Linked DNA regions of Homo sapiens: region 1 is linked to region 2. A link is a contact called in ENCODE Hi-C or POLR2A ChIA-PET data. All regions are on one chromosome and are shown on one strand. The core of a region is the stretch at or near the end of the contact, and the rest is flanking DNA. Distances in the headings are between cores, read along the strand shown. Region 1 overlaps DSCAML1 (DS cell adhesion molecule like 1). Region 2 overlaps DSCAML1 (DS cell adhesion molecule like 1).

Region 1 (4,525 bases), core at 1,717-4,216, 48 kb before region 2:
CAGATTGGTCTCTCCAGTGGGAAACTGCAAAGGGGTAGGGGTCCTCCTACACCAAGATGGCTTCCTTGTGGCACACTTCAAAATGCAGAAGGATCAGCTGTTACATGCGCCTTGGAGGCGGTGCCCCCAGCCTCCCCTCCCACCCTCCCATAGAGTGCAAGCCATGTTCTATTGCTCACGGCTGGAGGAGGGGGTTAAGATGGAAAGCAGATGTAGAGAATACAGCCCTAGGACCAGAGTCAAGAGACCTGCATTCTAGTCCCAGCTCTGCCCCCAGCTGTGTGATCTTGGAAAGTCACTTCTGCTCCCTGGCCTATTTCCTAGATCTGCAAAAGGAGGGATTGGTCCAGGGTATCCTCGGATTCCCTCATTCTAGGGTCCTGGAAGTGGCAGATCCCATCAAGGGCCCTCATGCCTTTAGCAGCAAACATTTATGGAGGGCCCCCTGCAACAGGCATGGTGCTGGATGCTGCAGATCCCGGGTGAATCAGAGACCATGCTGCCCTCAGGGTCCTCAGCAGGACAGTCAGTGCAAGGCGCATGGTATCAACAAAAATACTGTGAGAGCATGGAAAGGTGCGATTCATTCTGACAGGAAAATGGCCAAGAAGTTCTCCACGACATTTCAGCGGCGCCTCCAGGAGTGAGTGGGTCCCTGGCCCTGGCGACTCCTCCTCTCTGTGCTCCCAGACAGAGGCACCAGTTCTCCCACCCTCCTCAGCCAGCTACATCCTGCATTGCAGTGAGTGAGGATCAACAGGGGTTCCATTAGCAAGCAATTGGGTCACACCCCCATCGTCCTGATGGCATCCCTTAAATACCAGTGCTGTTCTGATTTATACATGCTTACAGATATATTTGTAGGAACTGAAACTGCTCATTTAAAATAGCAGATAAGCCAGGTGTGGTGGCTCACACCTGTAATCCCAGCACTTCGGAGGCCGAGGTGGGCGGATCACAAGGTCAGGAGAGGGAGACCACCCAGGCCAACATGTGAAAGCCTATCTCTATTAAATATACAAAAGTTAGCTGGGCGTGGTGGTGGGCGCCTGTAGTCCCAGCTACTCAGGAGGCTGAGGCAAGAGAATTGCTTGAACCCGGGAGGCTGGGGTTGCAGTGAGCTGAGATCATGCCACTGCACTCCAGCCTGGTGACAGAGCAAGACTCCATCTCAAAAAAAAAGAAAAAAAATAGCAGAAAACCCCCCAAATCCTTTCCATTTGATTTGAAGTGCACTTTGGGGGACAGAAAGTATGAATTCCTAATTCCATTTTGCTGAGTATCAAAATGAGGCGAGTCACGTGGAAGGATTGAATGACTATGAAGAGAGGAGGCCCTGAATAATCCTGGGAGATAATATTTACAAGGATAATCTGGACAGAGATCGTCAAAATCAGACTGTAGCAAAGACTCAGGCCATTCACTACTAACTGGGAATATTTTCGATGCCTTCAAGTCATGTTATAATCATAAGAGCTAATATGTATTGGACACTTGTCCTGTGCCAAGTATCATTCTGAGTACTTTCCTTGTATGATCCTATTGATCTCCCCAACAACTCTGTGAACTAGGTGGGTACTCCTGTTAAGCCATTTTACAGAAAAGGAGACTGAGTCACTTGCCCAGAGCCCATGCTCTATGCCACTATATTGCAGTTGAATATGCCACATCCTCTCTGTTCAAATGTAGCAAGCAACGTTCACAGCCGTTCAAAACCAACCCAAGTGTCCACTTCAACTTGGCACCTTAAAAAACAAAACCAACCAAAGTGGCTGAACACTTCAGGTGATGCACATGCCTGATTTTTCCTGACTTGGAACACAGAACAATTAGCAAAGCTGCCGGCAGCTACCCAGGCGCTGAGAACTTTGCTCTGAGGACTCAAAGGTCAAGACAGTAGTGATCTAGTTTTGTGCCGAGCAAGTGTTGATGCCAGACATCCTTGAAGGACTCTGGATTTGGGCAAACCTGGTGCCATGCAACTCCTTGATACAGGCCTGAATGCAGACAAACAAGCTTGCTTTGAGTTTTGCTTTGGGATTGGTTTTTTCCTCCTAAACATCCCATCTTGGGTAGACACTGGCTCCTGAGAAGCTGATAGGAAGGACTGTATCCCGGTGGTGGGGCTGGGTGGAGGCAGATGGGGAATCAGACCAAGAATCCCAGTGTCTGAGGATCTGGCACAAAAATGGAGCTAGAACAAAGACATCGTCCCTGCCCCTTGGGGCTAGAGCCCAAAGTTAGAGACCGGGAGATGAGGCAAGCATGAGTCAGTCATCTGAATGCAAGGGGACAGAAGCAGAAAAGAATTTAAATGTGTTTCTATTTTCTTAGTTCCCCGAGGATCCCTTAATATTGCACAGGGGGGTAGGAGAGGAGGGGGTGGGGAGTAGGAAAATCTCCACAAAGCAGACTTGGCCTTTGGCCGTGAGGAGATGACCCCCTGCAGGCCGTGTACAGGGGTACCAGGAAGCCTGCCCCCACAACTCCAAATGTCAGAGCTTCTTTTCTTTGGCCGAAAGCATTGTGCCTGTTAAAATGCAAATTTCTGGAGAAGAGCAACGCTAAAGTGAATCAGTCTTTCACACCAGGGTCTGATGGGGTCCATGATCACAAGGAATGTGGGAGTTGGAAAGGACTTCTGACATTCGTGGATTCAGCCTCCTCCCATTCTGTGGATGAAGATGCAGAGAGGGCAGGACAATGACCCAGGTCACAAAGCTAGGCGGGGATGGAGCCAGGCTCTCTCCAGGCCTAATCTGGTCAAGCGTGTCAGATGCTTCTGCTCCCCAAGGGCTCCGGGGCTGATGGGGGGAGGGCAGACCTGCACAGGGAGAGGGGTGGCTAGCAATGCAGAACGGAGGGTAATGGCGCTTGTGGCAGGGACTGGAGAAGAGAGAGCCGCGTAGGCCGGGCTAATCAGGGAAGGCATCCCCAAGGAGGTGGGGCTGCAGCTGAGCCTAGAAGGCTGGCAGGCGTTCAGATTTGGATGGGCAGGGGATTCTTGCGGAGCGAGATGAGGTCAGACCACGAAGCCTAAACTGTCAGATTTAGACATTGGCTAGTGTTCTATAGGTGAAGGGGAGCTGAGGAAGGATCTTGAGCAGAGGGGTACAAGCCATGTTTAAGACCTGCCTGGCAGAGGAGTGTGCAGGGAGGACTTGGAAGGGGGAACACCAGAGGCAAGGGGTCTTCAGTGCAAGTGGCTGGTAAGGGAAGCTGCACTGACAATGGGTAGGGAAGAAGAGGCCAGGGGAGAGGGTCCCAGACCTGTCCAGGCCCCGCCCATCAGCATGCGGAGGGGAAAGGCCATGGTTTCTTGAACTAGATAACCACCTGGTTACTGGGTGACCTTGCATAAATGTCTTCACCTCTCTGGGCCTCAATGTTCTCATCTCTAAAATGGGAATGCTAGTGCTACAATAATAATAATAATAATAATAATAATATCCCTGTCTCCTATGCCACATTGTGAGAATAAAATGGGATCATGTTATGAAAACACTTTGAAAGCATGAAGTGCTGTTAGCATTCTTTTGTCCTCTTTCCCTCTTGGAAATCAATACTGAAATCATTCCATGTTTCTCCCACTCAGGCTTCTTGTGCTTCAACTTTATTTACTTCAGGGCACAGCCTGAGAACTGAGGGGTCAATATCCCTACGCAGACACCACAGCCCGTGGACTGGGGCACACAGTAGGAGCACTCAGGCCCAGCCTTCCCCGGAGCTGGAGGGGCCCGGCTTCCTGGCAGGGCCCTGCGGATATTCCCCTCTCCCTTACAGCCTGGCACTCTCTGGTTTGCACTTGGCAGGCCTGAGGGTCCCCTTCACTGTCCATCCAAGCATGAGTAACTCTCTCTCTTTCTCCCCCATGCTTACCCAGGCATCCTTAGGCATAAGCATTTAATTTATTTATATTTATGAAACCTCCAACTAGGTCAATGCACTTTTATGCACATCTTGACAATTATTGATACTGTGAGCGGAAGAAGAGGACCATGTGGGCTGGAGGAACCGGCTTATCCCTCTCTCAACCAGCCAAGATCCTTGGAGACCCAGTAAGGGGAAAGTGCCTTTTTGGTGTGCTAGTTGCTGAGTTGGTATCCAAGCCTGCCTTCCCCAGCCACAGCTCAGCACTTCTCCAAAGGAATAGAGAACAGTTTTGTGGGTTCAAACCATACCACATCCCAGGTCCCTCTGGACTTGTAAATGGCTACAGAGCCCAACATCCACAAAGCAGCAGCTGAAATAAAATTAGACACCAGGTCCAGAAGAAACCAGGCTGATTCTGACAATAAATGAAACTTAACATTTCTTTTCTGCGAGTCCCAGATACCCTTCTTGTCCCCTGAACTCATTCCTGTGTCCTCAAATGCATGTCCCTTACTTTCAGAGAATGCGCATCCGATGATCATGGGATCTCTGGCCCTGTGAGAACTGTGGTGTGCTCCTTACAGGAAGCTGTGCCTAGGGATCTGGTATGGGTCTTTAAATATAGGCAGAAGTGAATTTTGAGGAGATAGGA
Region 2 (4,366 bases), core at 1,702-4,201:
TTAATTTAATCCTCCCAACAGCCCTGTGACATCAGTTCTATTTCTTTTCTCCATTTTCCTGAAGAAGAAATGGGGCTTGCGCTAGTATAGTGGGATCATGGAGACATCAAATTGTCAATGAGTGTGAAGAGTCTTTGCAAATTGATCTCATCCAGGGGTTCTCTGCCCTGCACATAAGACACTCCCTACAGCTCTTTAAAAAATCCATTCCCAGACCACCACACCCTCAGAGATTCAGAGTTCCATTTGAAAAGATCCTTTGATGATTCTCATCTACAAACATGGTTGAAAACACTCACCAAATCCAAATTCCCCTCTTTTTACGGATGGGAAACTGAGGGTCTGAGAGAAGACTGGCCCTCTCTAAAGGCACCCTGGGTGAGCTGCCCAGAGCTGCCATGAGAAATCACTGCAAACTGGGTGGCTTTAAACAACAGAGTTCTGGAGACTGGAAGTCCAAAATGGAGGTGCTGGCAGGGCCAGCGTCTCTCTACAGGCTCCAGAGGAGGGTTCTTCCTGGCCTCTCCTAGCTTCTGGTGGCTGCTGGCAATCCTTGCGTTTCGTTGCTGTTACGTGCATCCTCCTGCCTCTGCTTCCGCCTCTGCACAGCACTTTCCCTGGGTGCGTGTCTGTGTCCAGATCGCCCTCTTCTTAGACGAACACTAGTCTTATTAGAACTCAGGGCTCAATCTAACCCAGGAGGACCCCATTTAAACTTGATTACATTTGCAAAGACCGTATTTCCAGTAAGGTCACATTCACAGATCCTAGGAGGCACTAATTTGTTGGGGGGATGCTATTCAACCCAGGATACACCCCAACATGAGTGGCAGAGCCTGGACTCCAACCTGGCCTCCTATATCCCCACCCTGGGCTTTCCCCGCCACCCCTGGTGGCCCAGCCCCCCTTTGTACAGCTCCTTTTACTCATAGCTTCCACAAGACCTTCCACAGCCTTCCCCAGTACCCCAGCACTGACGGCCACGCCTTCCATGGTGGAAGGATATTGTCTCCTAACTGTGGGATCCCAGAGGGCAGAGACCAAGTCCAGGACTTCTCCCATGGTGCCCAGACCAAGACCTGGAGACACTCCAGAAAGACGTGATAGATTCAGCCAAACTGAGCTGGATGGATGAATGCTCCTCCAGGAGGCAGTGAGGACCTCATTGACAGAAGCGACCAGGCAGAGGCTGGCTGACCATATGTCCCTATGAGTGGTGCTGTCATTCTAGGAGAGTCAGTCCAGCACAGAGCTTTGGAAGAGCATAGGAAGTCGACTAATGGTCCAGGCTCTACCACCTTCTAGCTGTGTGACCTTGGATGGATTATGTAACTTCTCTGTGCTTCAGTTAATAATAATTGTATCCATTTCAAAGGGTTGTGGGGATTAAATGAGATAATGTACGTAAAGTCATTGGCCTAATTTGTAATAGCTACTCAATAAATACTTAGCTTTAAAAAAAGTAGAGTCCTGCTCGAGATCACAGAGAAAAGGGGATGGCAAAACAGGTCAGGGTCTTTGTAGTAATAATAAAAGGAAGAAAAGCAGAAACCAACCACTCCCCTAGTCATAAGCATGTAGATAGATGATACCACAGCCTTTGAAATATGTCAATCAATCAAGCAATGTCAAGGGCACAGTCAGCATTTAAACGTAGCTCTGTGTCTTGGTCTTACAGCCTAAAGGAATGGCACCCTCCAGCCTAAACCCACAGGGACACTGTTGGCATTTGGGGTGGAACAGTTCTTTGTGACTCAAGCCCCTAACCACTAAATGCCCTTAGCAACCCCAAATTATGCTGTCAACCCCAAATGTCCCACCTCCCCCAACCTGTCCAAGTGGCTTCAGGATTGGTGCTGGACCCGGAGGTACTGGCTGCCATTTTTTCCTTCTCCCGTGGGACCCAGCCTGCCTCAAAGCAGAGAACGTGGGCCAGCTACTCTTCTCCCTTCCCAGGGATGGCTAGTTGCCTCTGGGGTGCAGAGCATGGGCTGCCAGCCCGGGAGGCCAGCCATGTTGTCCAACCCTGGCCCGTCTCCATCCCCAAACAGCGGGCCGGGCCTCCCTCCGCTCTCCACACTGTATGAGGCTCACTCCACATGCCTCTTGCTCCTTCCTTCCCCAGCAGGGTCCACCGTCCGATGCTCATCAAACATGCAGAACTGATGTTGCACAAGCCCCCCCAAGGGGACTAACATCATACCCCTGATTTCTCCTTCCCCTCTCGCGCTGTGCATCCCCCTGGCTGCAGCCTGCCTTTGTTTCAGGAGGAGCAAAACACTGTGTCTGAAAACGTTACTGCAATTAAATATGCACAAGAAGGGGGGGAGGGAGGGGAAAATGAGGACAATGAAGGATGTGAAACATCAGATGCAGCAGCTGCTTGTTGCTATAGAAACCCTAGCTCCCCACAACCATCAAGGCAGCATCAGCCCCCCACCCCCCACCCCTAGTTTAAAATCCTCGTAGGGCCAAGTGCTCTGTTTGTCTTGAGGTGCCGGGAGATGCAAGATCACAGGGTCCTAGCTGTCCAGGGCTGGAGCACCTGTCGGCTGTGAGCATTGATTTCTGTGTCTTTCCTGCTTTTCCTCACCCCACCATCACTACCTCCCGACACTGGCACTTCTGATTGGCAGCAACGCCCTCCAGTAGTTCTGCATTCCAGTCCCAGTTACATAATAAATTACAAGAGAGCTTCCGCGTTTGACTTTGGGATGTCACAACATGGAGACAAAACGGCACATGCAGAGTCCACTGGGGAGCTGGCTTTCTCCGTGCTTCCTCGGTTCCTCTGACAGCCAGCTGCAGGGCTTGGCGCCCTCCACCTTCCTTCTCGTCCTCACCCACAGCCCCGAGTGGGGGTCTGCCTAGTTGCGGGGTCTGCCCGGCTGTGGTCTGTGTGCTGGAGCCGGGCAGAGCGGGGTGTCCACAAACTCTAGGTTCCAGAAGACGGGCAGGCTGCCAGATGGCCGAGTGCCCATCTGGGAGGATCCCCAACAAGATGTAGCTCAACCGGGATCAATGGGAAGTTCCAGACTCTGGCCCACATAACCACTGTCCAAGGACAGAGAGAGGGAAAGTGGCATGGCAGCAGCTCACAGAGACAGGGCCAGGGTCTTTAGTTGACTGCAAGGAGAGTAGTATAACGGGGGTGCCTCCCTCCTCCCACACCATCCCCATGACAAGGTGATGCAGGCTGAGGCTGGGTGTTGGTAGTCTTGCTCTACTCTGCTCTGATGGGCTAAGTCTAATCTTAGAGGCTCTCAAAGTGGGGCACAGTGTCTGGCACATGGTAGGTCCAGTCCTATACAGAGATGTGCGGGAGGGAGGAAAGAAAGGAGGGAGGGAGGGGCAATTGGAATTGTAGATAAACCAAAGTTCATTCAGAAGCAAGAGACCAGACTGATGAAGTTATTTGAAACTATATTAAATAAATAACTATTAAAAAATAAAATCCCTGGCATCCCAGCTCTTTGGAGGGCCAAGGCAGAAGGATCCTTTGCATCCAGGAGTTTGAGACCAGCCTGGGCAACATAGCGAGACCTCATCTCTACAAAAATTTTTTTTTAGCTAGCCAGTTGTGGTGGTGCATGACTGTGGTCCCAGCTACTGGGGAGGCTGGGGTGCGAGGATCGCTTGAGCCCAGGATGTCAAGGCTGCAATGAGCTGTGATCACACCACTGCACTCAGTCTGGGTGGCAGAGTGACAGTCTGTCTCAAAAAATATATAAAATGAAAATAAAATCCTAAGGCTGTTAACCCTGAAGAAAATTCAAAGGGCATCACAGCTGCCTTCCAGTGTATGAGGGAGTATGTCAGGAACACGGGTTTCGGCTGGTTCAGCGGGGCACCAGTGAGTCAAAGCAGGACACACAGAGGGAGCGCCAAGAAGATCAGTGGTCACCAAGGAAGACTGATCTAAAAGTCAACTTTGGAATGGGCTGCTGAGTGAGGGAGGGAGTTCCCCAGCCCCAGAGATATTCAAACGAAGGCTGATGAACCTTTGTCAAAGATATCGTCGTGCACTCAGCTTTTCAGCCCTGCAGTTCTACGGCCTCCAGTGGCAGAAGGTGCCCTACGGTGAGGTCCCCACCTCCAGGTGCTGAGAATCTTGGACTTGTGCTTGGGATGGTGGAGGGAGATGGGTGGGATACCACAGAATATTCCTCACAAGAGCAGAGCTCTCATCTTGGCTGAGGGGATGTCACTTAGGCCTCAGGTAGCAGACCTCTAAATAATAGGGCTAGAAGGGCATGGAACTGCCCAAAATGTTTCCCTCTGCCAGCCTGACATGTGGTGCTATCGGGTTCTTCCTGTGGGTTCAGCATGACCCTCTCCCCTGCAGCTTTGAAGTCACTATCAGTAT

What was found. A loop is a pair of places that touch in the nucleus more often than their neighbours do. ChIA-PET counts read pairs that join two places held with the same protein, here RNA polymerase II (POLR2A). Pooled maps may share reads with other maps.
Region 1: a loop to region 2 is called in a map of head of caudate nucleus, with 2.9 times the contacts of the local background. The contact joins two enhancer-like sites. A Hi-C loop is called at or near these places in 1 of 168 maps with a recorded cell type or tissue (head of caudate nucleus) and 1 of 50 pooled maps. POLR2A ChIA-PET finds 5 or more read pairs at or near these places in 3 of 52 experiments (OCI-LY7, activated CD4-positive, alpha-beta T cell and activated T-cell).

What each region holds. Positions count from the first base shown.
Region 1 is chr11:117,581,917-117,586,441 of GRCh38, reverse strand. All of the region lies in intron 3 of DSCAML1 (DS cell adhesion molecule like 1), which reads left to right. Among named protein-coding and RNA genes, the nearest start is that of DSCAML1, 210 kb to the left of the region's middle. Within about 2 kb of position 2,966, at least 2 of the 41 ENCODE cell types and tissues checked have a DNase peak (open chromatin) inside an H3K27ac peak, as active enhancers do.
Region 2 is chr11:117,533,981-117,538,346 of GRCh38, reverse strand. The region is part of intron 3 of DSCAML1 (DS cell adhesion molecule like 1); the gene reads left to right. Among named protein-coding and RNA genes, the nearest start is that of CEP164, 210 kb to the right of the region's middle. Within about 2 kb of position 2,951, at least 4 of the 41 ENCODE cell types and tissues checked have a DNase peak (open chromatin) inside an H3K27ac peak, as active enhancers do.